5 separate regions of the Homo sapiens genome follow, and all the other regions are linked to region 2. Evidence: chromatin contacts called from ENCODE Hi-C or POLR2A ChIA-PET data. All regions are on one chromosome and are shown on one strand. Each heading gives the region's core, a stretch centred on a gene start or an enhancer-like site at or near the end of the contact. The rest is flanking DNA. Distances are from core to core; before and after follow the strand shown.

Region 1 (2,700 bases), core at 3-2,502, 350 kb after region 2:
CTGTAACCCTTAACATTCACCACTCCAGACTATGAGAGACTCTTAATATATCAGAGATATGCTGTTTTGCAGGAGCAGCTGCTGAAGAACACTGGCTTCTGGTGATGACCACATTTATGTTAACTAAGAGCATGCACATGTGATCAAATGTTTGTCAACTGATAAAATATACCAGAGAGAAGTTGGGATGTTCTGGAATCATATTTCAGAAGCAACTAATCTTGCAGGAAGTAGTCAAAAATGTTTTCTTGCTGTCTTAAATGGGAAATGTAGGTGTGGTTAAGTCACAAAGGCAGCACTCATTTCCTGTCCCCTGTGGTTTAAAGGTTTTGCATCATTCATCACAACAAAGTGGTAAGCATTGTAGGCTACAAATTTAGAAGCACAAATATACATAGATTTATTTTTGGTCCTAGGAGCTTGGAAATTGGAGCTCTGCATGCTCACTTGCCTGGTCAGGAGCGCAGTGGCGCGATCTTGGCTCGCTGCAAGCTCCGCCTCCTGGGTTTACACCATTCTCCTGCCTCAGCCTTCCGAGTAGCTGGGACTACAGGTGCCCGCCACCACGCCCGGCTAATTTTTTGTATTTTTATTAGAGACGGGGTTTCACCGTGTTAGCCAGGGTGGTCTCGATCTCCTGACCTCATGATCCACCCGCCTCGGCCTCCCAAAGTGCTGGGATTACAGGTGTGAGAGGAATTTCTTGATGAGAGACTGTGGGGACTTGAGAGAGCCTGAGCCCCAGTGTTAATGGGGTAAATGTTCTGTAGCCATTCCTGCAGAGTGGAATGGCCGATGGGGTAGATCATCCTGATCTGTATTTTGAGGTGGTGGCATGGAAAGGCCCGGATTTTCCTTTCCCTTTCCTTGTTTGTGCTTTTGGATGGTTGTGCCTTCCTCACAGATTGTTGAGAAAGTGGGATGAACTAATGAGCGTAAAGTGCCTTGGCTGACAGTAGGTGCTCAGCAAATAAGCATTGGTTCACCTCCCCTTTCTCTCTCACTTCCGGCTCTTTGTGCTTGTCAATGTGAAGGGAGTCACCTGTGTAGAAACTTATTTTTACAGGAAGGTGAAGAAACCTGAGTGTGTGAAGCAACCTAAAGTCATTGTGTCATGTTCTGTGAGCCTCTTTGTGACTAGACTTCTGGCAAGTGCTGGCCACAAACCAACGTAGGGATTCTGGTGACATTAGATAGGACTGTAAACAAATGTGAGTGAGGGTGAGAAAAACTGCTCCTTGCTTTTTGGAGTGGGTGAACCTGCTTAATAAAGAGGAAGTGCCACTGTTACACATGACATTGTGGTGCAATAAAGGTGTGAACTAGGTTTAGATCAGAGCTCTAGCAGCTTTCTAGTTCTTGCTCTTGACTGCCCCACAGGGCAAGTGAATAGAGTCTTAGTTGCTTTATTGAGTTGAAAAAGCTATCCAGGAATATGCTTCAATCCTTTGTATTTACCTGACTTGGAATTTTGTCTGTTTATCACCTGTGTGTTTTTCATTCATTTCTTTGTTCATTTGTTCTTTATTCATATATATTTTATTGAGCACCTACTATGTAGTTGCCTTAACATGTATAATTTTATTTAACTCTCAGAACTTGAGGCTTATAGGCTTATCTCTGTGGTGTATATAAGCATTTAATGCTGTAAATTTCCTTCTAAGCCCTGCTTTAGCTTTATCCCTCAAAAAAAATTTTTTTTTTTTTTTTTGAGACGGGGTCTCACTCTGTCACCAGGCTGGAGTGCAGTGGCGTGATCTTGGCTCACTGCAACCTCTGCTTCCCGGGTTCAAGCAATTCTCCTGCCCCAGCCTCCCGAGTAGCTGGGATTACAGGCACAAACCACCACACTCAGCTAATTTTTGTATTTTCAGTAGAGACAGGGTTTCACCATGTTGGTCAGGTTGGTCTCAATCTCATGACCTTGTGATCCGCCCGCCTTGGCCTCCCAAAGTGCTGGGATTACAGGCGTGAGCCACCACGCCCGGCTATCCTTCAAATTTTAATGTTACATTTTAATTTTCATTTGATTTAAAATATTTTCTAATTTCTTTGGAGATTTCCTGTTTAGTTTCCGAATATTTGGGGATTTTCCATATACCTTTTTGTTATTGTTTTCTAGTTTAATTTGTACATGTCTTTTTTTTTTTTTTTTTGAGATGGGGTCTTGCTCTGTCACCCAGGCTGGAGTGCAATGGTGTGATCTCGGCTCACTGCAACCTCCACCTCCCAGGTTCAAGCGATTCTCCTGCCTCAGCCTCCCAAGTAGCTGGGATTACAGGTGCCCGCCACCACGCCTGGCTAATTTTTGTATTTTTAGTAGAGACAGGGTTTTGCCACGTTGGCCAGGCTGGTCTGGAACTCCTGACCTCAGGTGATCCGCCTGCCTTGGCCTCCCAAAGTGCTGGGATTACAGGCGTGAGCCACTGCGCCCAGCCTGTACATGTTGTCTTTATCCTACTTATTCTATCAGTTACTGAGAGGGGGGTGAATTCTCCAAAAATAATTTTGGATTTGTCTGTCTCCTTTTAGTTTGATCAGTTTTTGCTTCATTTATTTTGAGACTCTGTTAGTTGCATACACATTTAGTTTTCTTTTCCAGTGTGTCTATTGAGTGTTGGACCACATTTCTTTATGTGGGTTTTTTTGGTGGTTGCTCTGGGTATTACAGTATATATACTTAACTTTTCAGAGTCACAT
Region 2 (2,700 bases), core at 154-2,653:
TCCCCTCCCGAGGCTGTCCCGGCCTCCTCCCCGCCTGAGGCTGTTTCAGCCTCCTCCCCGCCTGAGGCTGTCTCAGCCTCCTCCCCGCCTGAGATTGTCCTGGCTTCCTCCCCATCTAAAATTGCCCTGGCCTCTTCCCTACCTGGGGTTGTCCTGGCCTCCTCTCTGCCTAAGATTCCCCAGTCCTCAGGCTCTGCCCCTGGGCCCCACGTCCCCCATGCCCTAGTGCTTTCACAGGCCTTCTCCACCACTACCACCTCTTCTCCTTTCCCAGCCCCTTCGGCCCCAGGCTCCTCAGTTTCCCCTGCATCTGCCTCCCTGACCCCCTGCTCCATCTCCCGGTTGTCCCCTGCCGCCTTTGGCCCAACAGCACCAGCCTTCCCCTCCGTCTCCCCATGCCAGGTCCACTCTGACTCCGCCCCTCTGGCCATCCCTGGCTCTCTTGCCCTGACCTCTTCCTCCTCCTCCTCCTGTTCCCAGCTTCTCAGCCTCTCTTCTCTGTTCACTTCCTGCTCATGGGACTCCTGCCTCTCCTGGGCTTGGCCGCTCCTGTCTTGGCAAGCCCCAGACCCTGCCTTGGATTTCTTTCTGGCCTCCAAGTGGGCGCTTGGCTCCTGGCACCTGGCAGCCTTGGCTGTCTCCCCAGCCCCACTGTCCTGCCTCTCTGCTTGGGACCCATGGGAGCTGCCATCTCCCCAGCCCCAGGTCTGTTCTACAGCTGAGCTCCCCACTTCATGTCTTCTGTCATCTCCAGGCCCTCTCAGCCTTCCAGCCCCCTCGTTTTGGCTGCCTCTAAGGCCCTCCAGGTCCTCCTGGGCTTCCTCCTCTACAATCTTCCCTGTCTTTCCCACCGCCACCACCCCCAGTTCCTCAGCCGCCTGCGCCTCCCGCTCTACAGTGGGGACTGCATCTCCCAGGAGGTAGGAGACAAAGGTGCCGAGGGAATCCTAGGAAAAAAGAGAGAGAGAGGGGAGAGTCATTGAGGAGAGTCCCAGCCCTTTCCCTGGGGGCCCTGGCTGGAGGAGCCCAGGTTAAGGAAGAGGGTACTGGGATCTGAAAGGAGAAGAAGAGGATTTGCAGAAGGAGCCAGAAGGGGCATCGATTAGGGGTACGAGGACGCATGGTTGGAGGTGGGGACTGAAATTCAGAAAATATTAGGCCAGGAGTCTGCCTGAACCTGAGAAAGCAATCTCCAGTTTGAGGAGATCAGAAGGAGGAGGGGAAAGGTGAGGCCCCAGGGGAGGTGCCCGGAAGTGAGGCCCCAGGGAATGGGGTGCAAGTATCTGGCAGCTGTCTGCCCTTCTCACCAGTGCCCCCCTCAAGGCCTGGTGCAGCCCAGGGAGGTATAGCCGGAGGAAGTCCATCCTGTCTGTCTCTGTCTGTGTGTCCAGAAAGCTGATAATGACCGTCCCCACCCACCAAGACAAGCCAACCTTCCCCAGGACCAAAGGCACTTCCTCTTCCCCTGTCTCCCTGATGCGTCCCCACCCCAGGCCCTGCCCACGGCCCCTGATGCCCACAGTAGCCCCCACTGCAGCCCGGGAAATGGGTGTACATCACACAGGGGACTCAGGTGCACATTTGGAAATAAAGGACAAGCAAGAGGCCAGAAAGGACAAAGTGGGAGCAGGAGACCTTAGAACTGGGGAGGGGGAGAGGGAGGGGACATGTGGCAACAGCAGCTCAAGTGACTCAGGTCTCGTATCCGCACCTCAGCCATTTCTGCCTCCCCTACAAGCCACAGCCACTCTGCAAGAGGAAGCTGGGGTTTGTGGTTCCTGTTTTGCCTGGGAAGAAAGAGTAGCAGTGAAGAGGGGGCTGGTGGGAGCTCTGACACATTTCGGCGTCATTAATGCTTCCCCCAGGGGCGGAAGGGGCCGGATTGGTGGCTCTGGGGTGCATCCCCTCACCTATGATTAGGCTTGCAAAAAAGAACTTGGCTAAACTTTATATTGTGGATATCTGTGTCTGCCTCCCACCTTCCTGTGACTTCCTTGATGGCAGATGCCATGTATGAAACGCTGCTGAATTTCTAGAGCCCTGCACGTTAGTAGGATTCCATTTTCCATCAGCTGAGTGACCTGGGAGGCACACTAGAGAGGGCACATTTCTTTTCTTTTCTTTTCTTTTTTTTTTTGAGACAGTCTCACTCTGTCACCCAGGCTGGAGTGTAGTGGCGCAGTCTCAGCTCACTGCAACCTCTGCCTCCTGGGTTCAAGTGATTCTCCTGCCTCAGCCTCCCGAGTAGCTGGGATTACAGGTGCGTGCCACCACACCTGGTTAATTTTTGTATCTTTAGTAGAGACAGGGTTTCACCATGTTAGCCAGGCTGGTTTCGAACTCCTGACCTCAGGTGATCTGCCCACCTTGGCCTCCCAAAGTGCTGGGATGACAGGCATGAGCCACCACACCCAGACGAGAGGGCACATTTCCAACTGCATTCTGAAGGCCTGGTGGTGAGAAAGAGCATATAGAGGTGGCACAGCCCATAGCAGAGATGAGGCCAAGGACAAGAAGAGAATGCAGGATGCCGCTTTCCACCTAGAAGAAGGTAAGGGTATGATTCCTTATTTGGAACTACATAAAGTGACCTTGCTCTACTTCTCTTCCCCATACCCTCCTTCTCCCCTCCCCAGCCCCACTTTCCTATTCCAATTAGGGCAATTCTATGAAATCACAGCATCAGAATCTTAGGCCTTA
Region 3 (2,700 bases), core at 119-2,618, 310 kb after region 2:
CTCAAAGTATTGTACAATAATTCATCATTCAGTGTGTCGCAGTTCAGGTGTCATTGCAGAGCCATCATTCTGTGACCTCAGTGTGGGAGGAACGTGGCCCTGTGTTCTGTGTAGTGAGTGCACTTGTGTGTGTTGGTTGGTGTGCACACGCTTATGAATCAAGTCTGATTCAGCCTCTGTAATTGGTACTGAGAAGTGCTGGTTTTTCCTCAGAGATGAAAATTTGTTCCTCAGTCTTCACAAAGTCAATCACCCGACGGAGGCCGCTGGTATACTACAGTTTGACATGTGACACATTTGAGTGTGGGCTTGTTGTTTTAAAATGCAGTTTTTATAGTCAGGTCTCAGTCCATGGTTGATGGAGAGGATATGGGGAAGGGAGATAGGTGGGAAGAAAGAAGTTAAGAGATAATTAAATAATCACAACTGCTGCTGGCTCTTGATTATGTCTGGGGTAGAATTATACCAGTGATGACTCAAAAATGGTTTGGGAATGGTTACCTTTTTGCAGGCAGGTTGTGTGAAGGAGTGTTAACTCAAGGTCATTCCTGCGACTCCTACTTGAGTAAGAATAAAGGAAGTGGGTTTTGGGGCTCCATATGAACCCCAAAGGGAGGGGATGGGTACTGGGGGCCTTGAGCTGCCTCTCCTCTCATTTCCAACCTGAGCAGTTCTGCTGAGAGTCTGGCTCTCACTGTGGGCCTGTGGTTTACAGGAGCTAATTTTGAATCCCTAGTTAGCTTGGCTCTCAGCTGCACTTTAATCTCTGTTGGCTGCTCACGTGAGATTGAGAATTGACTGTATGACTCCTGGAATGCCTTCAAAAACCTCCAAGAATCCATGGCCAGTTGCAGTGAATGACTCACACTTGTAGTCCCATTGCTTTGGGTGGCTGGGATGGGAAGATCGCTTGAGCCCAGGAATTCAAGGCTGCAGTGAGCTATGATTGCACCACTATACTCCAGCCTGGGCAAACAGAGACCCTGTCTCTTAAAAAAAAAAAAACCACTCTCCCTGGTTACCCCCCAAACCCCTGAGAATCCATGAAGCTGTTTGATATAAGTGCTGTGAATCAAAATATGACAAATTATTCAGACACAGGGGAAATGTATCAGGGATGAATAGTCTATGAGGAGTTCTGGCCTTCTTGAATCTCTCTGCTCTGCCCATTCAGGAAGGGCCAGGGGCTAATTTGCTTTCAATCATTATTCCAGAGTTGAATTTTGAATTTCCCCTTTTCTTAGCATACATAATTGAAAATCAGCTGCACAGTAGCATGAATTTATAGAGGATGCAACAACAACGTTGGGTTTTGAGCCAGCTGGGAAATTCCCTTCAGTTTTTTCTGGCATATACCATGCATTTGAAGAATGTTGAACCAAGATTTTGAGGAAGTAAATTGCTCTTGCTGTTGAATGTGACCTAGAAGGAACTGAGGAACAGTGGAACTGAAGATGCAGCTTATTGATTTTTTTTCAAATTCCTTTGTTAGGCATCTGAAGAAGCCTCTCTCAGGGCATTGGAAAGTCTGATGACAGAATTTTTTCACGATTGTACAACCAATGAAAGAAAACGTGAGATAGGTAAGTGGAGCATTGACTTGTAAAGAGGAATTTATAATGAGGAGGCCCTGGTAGGGAGGAAGGAGTTGTTCGTAGCCGTGACTGGTCAAGTCTGCGTGCTTTCCACTTGAATTCTTGCTCTTTTCGCTCTGGTTCTGTTGGCTGGTGGCTGGGGAAACCCCTCCACTTGACCAAAGGAAAGAAAATCCATCACTGTGGATCTTAATTTCAGCAATGTTGTTGAACTTTCATATAAGAAGCCTGCGACTTTTTGGTGGGGGCGTCTAGGGTGGGGTGGGACAGGGTCTTGCTATGTTGCCCAGGCTGGTCTTGAACTCCTGGCCTCAAGTGATCCTTCCATCTCAGCCTCCTGAATAGCTGGGATTATAAGCGGGAGCCACTGCACCTGGATGGTTATTTAAAGAGAAACAGTAACAACTCAGGAAAGTGTCAAAATGAACATGTTTTGCTGTGCAGACGTCTGATCTGAACCTAATAGTGCCCAGAAATCCCATAACTGGTATTACTTTTGGGGGCTTCCCACTGCCTGGGCAATGTAAGATCCTGTCTCAAAAAAAAATTTTTTTGTTTTGTTTTTGAGACGGCGTCTCATTCTGTTGCCCAGGCTGGAGTTCATGGGGCGATCTCGGCTCACTGCAACCTCCGCCTCCTGGGTTCAAGCGATTCTCCTGTCTCAGCCTCCCGAGTTGCTGGGATTACAGGTGCCCACCACCACCCCCGGCTAATTTTTTGTATTTTTAGTAGAGACGGGGTTTCACCGTATTAGCCAGGTGGGTCTTGAACTGACCTCAAGAGATCTGCCCACCTCGGCCTCCCAAAGTGCTGGGATTACAGGTGTGAGCCACCGTGCCTGGCCATTAGTCTTCGATATTCTGACACTCTACTGTATTCTTTGAAGTCTTGTTTTAGATTATAATTGAAATGCTTTTGATTCTTTTAATTTTTGGTTTGTAAATCAAATATTTCTCACCTTCTATTTCATGAATTAAACGTAGAACCTTCTGAACATGTTCATATTCTAATCTGATCTTAAAAGAGATTTAAGTAGCCAAATGCTCCAGATGCCAAATTTGAGTGCAGGCTGAGGGGAATCCAGGGGTTTGTTTCTATACAGTAG
Region 4 (2,700 bases), core at 61-2,560, 390 kb before region 2:
AGGAACTTGCTCAGGGTCACATAGCCAGGAAGTGACAGTGGGTCACAGTCTCCCACCTCTTCCCCACACTCCATCCCATTCCAGACCAGGGGATAGGACCAGAGGAAGAGGCAAGTATGGGGGAGGTGATGGAGGAGGAGGAGACTGGAGGGAGGGTTGGCCTCTTCTTCACTGTTGGGACATGAAGGGGTAAGGAAGGGTCAACGCTAACCTGCCAAACCCCCACGATGGCATTGGCAATGAGGATCAAGAGGATGACAAAGGGTTCAACAAAGGCAGTGATGGTCTCTTCACCTTCCTCAAACCAGGCCAGCACCTGGGGAGCAGGGGAAAGGAGAATGACAGGTAATGAGGCCCCAAAACAGATGGAGAAAGGAAGTGGACCACTGCAAAGGGGAGAACTGTGCAGGAGAGTGCAGGAGCCAGCAGGAGGGCCGGGCACCGTCGGGGCGCTGTGGCCCCACATCCGTCTGAGGGTCTGTCCATCCACTGCAGGTCCTGCCACCGCCTTACTCAGCGGGATGGGCGCGCACAGACTTGCACCACTTGGGGGATTAGCTGGGAATGCTTTCAGGTTTCCCTGACCAAGCTGCTGGCTTAGAAGCGAAGCTCAGGCCAACCCCCCGCACAGCCACATCCATCCCACGGGAGCCAAAACCCGAGAGGAAAAACCCTGTGGTCTTCGCAGGCGGTCTGGCCCCCGCAGCCCTCCCCCTCGGCCAAGGCAGGGAAGCTCCGGTTTCACGAGGGAGCCGGAGCGGGGATAGGGTTACGGGGCCTCCTGCGCGCGCCCCGCCCCAGCTGTTGCCACCGCCAGGCAGCAGGCAAATGTCAAGGAGCAAATCTGAGAAGGGAGAGGAGAGGCCCTGCCAGCTTGTGCTTAACGCGACGGGGCCTGCGTTCGGAGACCAAGGCACAGGGAGGCTTTCGTTGCCTCCAGAGTCCCCAGCGAGGCTCACATGCTGCGGAAGAACCCGCGACATGCAGATGGACCGCGGGATGGGGAGTAGCCCCCAGGGCGGGAGAGGAGGCAGAGCCCTGGAGATGCCCTGCGGGGGTGGGGGTGCCTAGGGAGCGCGGGGAAGGGCTAAGGCCAGGCTGGGCGGGTAATGAGGGATGCCAGTGCCCTCCCTGACCGGGCGCCGGGCTCCTTGGAGTCATCATCACACCGCCGCGCTTTCCCGCCACTAGGAGCGAGTCCTCCCCTCGACCAATCAGCGTCAGGAGGCTGGGGAGGGCGGGGCAGGGGCGCCGACGGGCGCGGGGATTGGTGGAGCGGCCGTCCGCCCGGCGCATGCCGGGAGTGGCAGTGGCCCCCCGCGCCGCAGCCGGCATCGCGGCGGGACCCGGAGCCCGGAGTTCGGGTGGGTAACCCGAGCTCTCCAAGCTCTTGAAGCCGCGAGGGTGGCTTAGCTTCGGTGTTTTGGCTGAGAACACCCTTAAAGCTTAAAATAAAACCTGCCTCTGGGGTGCAGGGGAGGAGAGAGGAGGACGCGAATCACACCCGCTGCTGCGCGCCAGCCCGCCCCGTCTGTACAATGGGATGCTCGGGACTCGGACGGGAGGATCCAGTGACTGCGAGCCCCGCATTCGCCCGATCCCAGCCTCACACCCCCAGCCAGCCCCCAGAGACCCTCCCACACTTACGAAGGAAATGCATGCGGCCAGGAGGAGAATCCGCACCAGGAGGTCTTCAAACTGCTCTATCACCAGCTCCCACAGGGTCTTCCCTGGGGGAGGAGGCAAGGGGAGGGCCCCGGGTTAAGGTCTAGTGGGTGAAGGTCTGGGATGGAGCGCCCTGGACTCCGGCCTGCAGTGGGGAGGCTCTAGGGTGGTGGGCAGACAGCTTGGTGCCCAGAGAAGGGCTAAGAAGCTCGCCTGGAGTCCAGAAACAGACTCGGCAAAGTGGGGGGCAGTTCAAGGGTTGGCTGCTTCAAGGAGAAAGCGCCTGGGAGACTTCTGCCCCGGACAGGACTCTAACCTTTAGGGAGGGAGATTTGCCTTTTGGGAAGGGATATTTGCTCAAAGAATCTAAAGAGGCAGGGAGGAGGGAGTGGGACAGGGCGGGGTGGGGGGTGGTCATTTATGAGAGTTCAGGGATTCCAGTAACTTACCTTCCTCAGCAGGGAGCTCTACCCAGGAAAAAGAAGAAAAGGACAGATTCATTTGGGGTTCAGCCTCATGCCCCCCACACCCAAGACTTTGTGGCTAAGAGAATCAGGCCACCTTGAGGTTCATCAAGTTCATCCCATTAAAACCTCCCAAAACTCTGGATCTCGGGACTCTGTTTTCTCAGTATCTTCTTCCCCCTGCGAGCATTGGACAACGGCCCAGCTCTTCCTTAAGAAACCCTGAAGGGAGAAACGCGTGCATGCGTGTGCGTGTGTTTTGGGGGTGCAGGAGGGCATTAATTACCAGCCGCTCTTCCAAGGGACACTTACCATTGAGGCCGTATTTCTCCAGATTCCGCTTAACTTGGTCCGGGGTGAGGCCCGTGGTCTCACTCACCCCAAAATAGGCCAAACATTCCTCCGTGGTTTTAGCATGAGCGGCCTCCATTGTGCTCCCTTCCTGGGGGCCGGGGCCGGTGTGTTCCTTCCAGGGGGTTCCCACTCGTGGGGGGTCTTCCTCAGTGTGTCCAACTGCCTGTCTGCCTGGGTTTCTTCTTTTTACTCTCCTGCCCCCTCCAGGTTTTTCTTC
Region 5 (2,700 bases), core at 154-2,653, 370 kb before region 2:
TCTGGGGCCAGAGGCCGCAGGGGCCCCAGAGGAGAAACTGGGTTGGCTCAGGTCAAGTCTTTGCTGGCCTCACGTAAACAAAACATCACAGGGAGAGCTGGGGCCCTAGGATTTTTCACCTTCCTCTTCTCCCACTGGGGAGTATGCCCTAAAGGCAGGTTAGCCTTCTGGTTAAGGCCATGGACTTGAGTCAGACCAGGGCTCAAACCACCTTATGAGCACCCAGTCCAGCCACCTTATGAGCGATGTTATCTTGAACAAATTCCACGTCCTCTCTGAGCCTCCGTTTTTCTATCTGTTAAACAAAGCTAATGATCCCTCCCCTCGAAATGTTGAGAGAATTACATGGAATGGGGTATGTCAGCGCTGAACGCAAAGTAAGCATCCGCTGAACGACTGCCATTGTTACTATCTTCATGTGGGAGAAGAATATTATTGTTCCAATTTTCTAAAATAGAAATTAGAGAAAGGAGGAGCCCTCTCAAGGTCTTACAACTAGAAAGTGGCAGAGCTGGGTGTGGAATTTACAACCCTTGGCTCTTGTTAGCGCTCCTCCCGCCACGCAATACTGGAAGGTGACAGCCCCAGGACTGGGGCCAGAGCAGCTCAGGAAAGCCTCCCCAAACCCTCAGCGACCTCAGACTCCTGTTCAAACCTACAGCCAGGCTGTAAGTCGGTGAACCCTCCCCTTCCTCCTGGGCCTCGACCCTACAAGCTCAGATGGCTCCAACCGCAGGGACAACTCCAAACCAACGAGAAACAATCAGGAGATGCAGGAGTCATGGAGCACGGGGGAACCCAGCCAAGAAGTGCAAACCAATCTCCAGCCAGCGGCCACCTCGGCTCACACAGGCCCACCCAATCCTCCGCACCGCAGACAGACCCAGCCCCCTTCAGGCCCGCTGACCCTGCGACTCCTAAGCTGGTGACTCAGTTTCTCTTCTGCCAAGCAGGACTCAGACACATTTTCCCGGTGCACCTGCCTCCTGGCTCAGTTCTGATATTTCCCGAAGGGCGGGAGGTGGAGGGTGCAGGCTCCGCTCTCGGCTCGGACCCTCCGGGCCCGGTGGTCCATATACTCCGATCCGACCCTACTCCCTGGACACCCCCCAGCCGCCCATTTTCCGGGGCCGCATCCACCTCGGGACCAGCCCTGTCTGCTGCACTCTCCGGGGCCGAGTGCCTCTCCAGCCCCCGGCCCTCCACGCCCACCCCCACCCAGGAATCCTCTCGGGCGCCAGGGCCGGGTCGCGGAGAGGGAAAAGGTACTTGAAGAGGGGGGTTCCGGTTCCGGTCCCACCTGCATCTCGGTCCCCGAGGTTAGCTCCGGCGGCGGCGGCGGCGGCGGCGGCTCCCGCTCCCTGCGCCCCCACCCACTACGCGACGAGCGCCCAGCCCGGTTCCGCGCAGGCGTCAGGACCCCCTTTCCCGTCGCTGAAGGAAGAGACCATAGAGAACAGCGGCGGGAGGGAAGGGCACCTTCATACTTACTTCCGCCATCCTCCCACTCGGCGCCGACCCCAGGAGACCGAAGACGGTGTGAATCTCGTAGGGCTTCAGTGCCTTCTCCAGTTGCACCTAAAAGCGACCACAGACGCAGCGGGGGAAGTGCTTGGATCCCACCAGAGCGTCCTCCCGGAGGAAATTCGGGACAAAGGGGCGATGTCGACCATAGAGAACCGGCCTTAGGGGATAGAGTCCCAGGGCCCGGCTGAGGGCTAGAGTAGCCGCCGAGCACCGGAAACCAGCGAGATGATGAGGCTGTGTGAACGGCCCGCTGCAGCCTAGAGCGCCGGCCCCGCTGTGGAGGGGCACGCGGACAACGCCACCAAGGAGCTGAGCGAGGAAAGAAGCGGGTGACCTTGGGGAGGCCCTGCGGGGAGGCGGAGCCTGAACTTACGACCTTGGTTTATCTGAGGAAAGGGGCAGGCGGTCCAGGAGTTTGCATCTCTGAGGCTGGAGATGAAGATGGTGGTAGTGGTGGGGGAGGGGGTGGGTAGAAATAATGAGGTCAGGGCCGGGCGCAGTGGCTCATGCCTGTAATCCCAGCACTTCGGAAGGCCGAGGCAGGTGGATCACCTGAGGTCAGGAGTTCGAGACCAGCCTGGCCAACATGGTGAAACCCCGTCTCTACTAAAAATACAAAAATTAGCCGGGCATGGTGGCGCGCGCCTGTAGTCCCAGTCCCTCCGGAGGCAGAGGCAAGAGAATAGCTTGAATCCGGAAGGCAGAGATTGCGGTGAGCCGAGATGGCGCCACGGCACTCCAGCCCAGGCAACAGAACTAGAATCCCTATTTTAAAAATAGAAAAAAAAAAAATGAGGTCAGGGCCGGGAGCGCTGGCTCACGCCTGTAATCCCAGCCCTTTGGGAGGCCGAGGCGGGCGGATGGCTTGAGGTCAGGAGTTTGAGACCAGCCTGACCAACATGGTGAAACCCCGTCTGTACTAAAAATACAAAAAATTTAGCCGGGCGTGGTGGCAGGCGCCTGTAATCCCAGCCCCTTGGGAGACCGAGGCAGGAGAACAGCTTGAACCCGGGAGGCAGAGGTTGCGGTGAGCCGAGATGGCGCCACGGCACTCCAGCGCGGGCAACAGAGCTAGACTCCCTATCAAAAAAAAAAAAAAAAAAAAAGAATTGAGGTCAAGGCCGGACGCAGTGGCTCACGCCTGTAATCCCAGCACTTTGGGAGGCCGAGGCG

Evidence for each region. Hi-C counts contacts between places; a loop is a spot of excess contacts on that map. ChIA-PET counts read pairs that join two places held with the same protein, here RNA polymerase II (POLR2A). Pooled maps may share reads with other maps.
Region 1: a map of CD4-positive, alpha-beta T cell shows a loop between it and region 2 (17-fold over the local background). The contact joins the enhancer-like site here to the promoter of APOBR in region 2. A Hi-C loop is called at or near these places in 4 of 168 maps with a recorded cell type or tissue (CD4-positive, alpha-beta T cell, CD8-positive, alpha-beta T cell, naive thymus-derived CD4-positive, alpha-beta T cell and 1 more), 4 of 37 single-sample maps with no recorded cell type and 12 of 50 pooled maps. POLR2A ChIA-PET finds 5 or more read pairs at or near these places in 3 of 52 experiments (CD4-positive, alpha-beta T cell, activated CD4-positive, alpha-beta T cell and naive thymus-derived CD8-positive, alpha-beta T cell).
Region 3: a pooled map shows a loop between it and region 2 (4-fold over the local background). The contact joins the enhancer-like site here to the promoter of APOBR in region 2. A Hi-C loop is called at or near these places in 5 of 37 single-sample maps with no recorded cell type and 8 of 50 pooled maps. POLR2A ChIA-PET finds 5 or more read pairs at or near these places in 1 of 52 experiments (naive thymus-derived CD8-positive, alpha-beta T cell).
Region 4: a pooled map shows a loop between it and region 2 (8-fold over the local background). The contact joins the promoter of ATP2A1-AS1 here to the promoter of APOBR in region 2. A Hi-C loop is called at or near these places in 6 of 50 pooled maps.
Region 5: a map of CD8-positive, alpha-beta T cell shows a loop between it and region 2 (6-fold over the local background). The contact joins the promoter of SH2B1 here to the promoter of APOBR in region 2. A Hi-C loop is called at or near these places in 1 of 168 maps with a recorded cell type or tissue (CD8-positive, alpha-beta T cell), 1 of 37 single-sample maps with no recorded cell type and 8 of 50 pooled maps. POLR2A ChIA-PET finds 5 or more read pairs at or near these places in 5 of 52 experiments (CD8-positive, alpha-beta T cell, GM10248, GM12878 and 2 more).

Annotation. Positions count from the first base shown.
Region 1 is chr16:28,139,688-28,142,387 of GRCh38, reverse strand. All of the region lies in intron 9 of XPO6 (exportin 6), which reads left to right. Among named protein-coding and RNA genes, the nearest start is that of XPO6, 71 kb to the left of the region's middle. RefSeq lists an enhancer at 713-762. Within about 2 kb of position 1,252, at least 14 of the 41 ENCODE cell types and tissues checked have a DNase peak (open chromatin) inside an H3K27ac peak, as active enhancers do; they include CD4-positive, alpha-beta T cell, CD8-positive, alpha-beta T cell and natural killer cell, where a contact is called at or near this core.
Region 2 is chr16:28,493,346-28,496,045 of GRCh38, reverse strand. APOBR (apolipoprotein B receptor) reads right to left here and starts at 1,403. Exons shown (of 4, transcript NM_018690.4): 1 at 1,308-1,403; 2 at 1-947. The coding sequence starts at 1,364.
Region 3 is chr16:28,179,824-28,182,523 of GRCh38, reverse strand. It overlaps XPO6 (exportin 6), which reads left to right. Exons shown (of 24, transcript NM_015171.4): 2 at 1,493-1,583. Among named protein-coding and RNA genes, the nearest start is that of XPO6, 31 kb to the left of the region's middle. Within about 2 kb of position 1,368, at least 16 of the 41 ENCODE cell types and tissues checked have a DNase peak (open chromatin) inside an H3K27ac peak, as active enhancers do.
Region 4 is chr16:28,878,531-28,881,230 of GRCh38, reverse strand. ATP2A1-AS1 (ATP2A1 antisense RNA 1) reads left to right here and starts at 1,310. Exons shown (of 2, transcript NR_046290.1): 1 at 1,310-1,689; 2 at 2,127-2,274. ATP2A1 (ATPase sarcoplasmic/endoplasmic reticulum Ca2+ transporting 1) reads right to left here. Exons shown (of 23, transcript NM_004320.6): 1 at 2,442-2,700; 2 at 2,115-2,132; 3 at 1,648-1,730; 4 at 212-316. The coding sequence starts at 2,559. RefSeq lists silencers at 1,094-1,443, 1,464-1,513 and an enhancer at 1,584-2,357.
Region 5 is chr16:28,862,546-28,865,245 of GRCh38, reverse strand. It overlaps SH2B1 (SH2B adaptor protein 1), which reads right to left and starts at 1,403. Exons shown (of 8, transcript NM_001387430.1): 1 at 1-1,403. RefSeq lists a silencer at 1,189-1,348 and enhancers at 1,459-1,818, 1,461-1,966, 1,684-1,978, 2,259-2,328.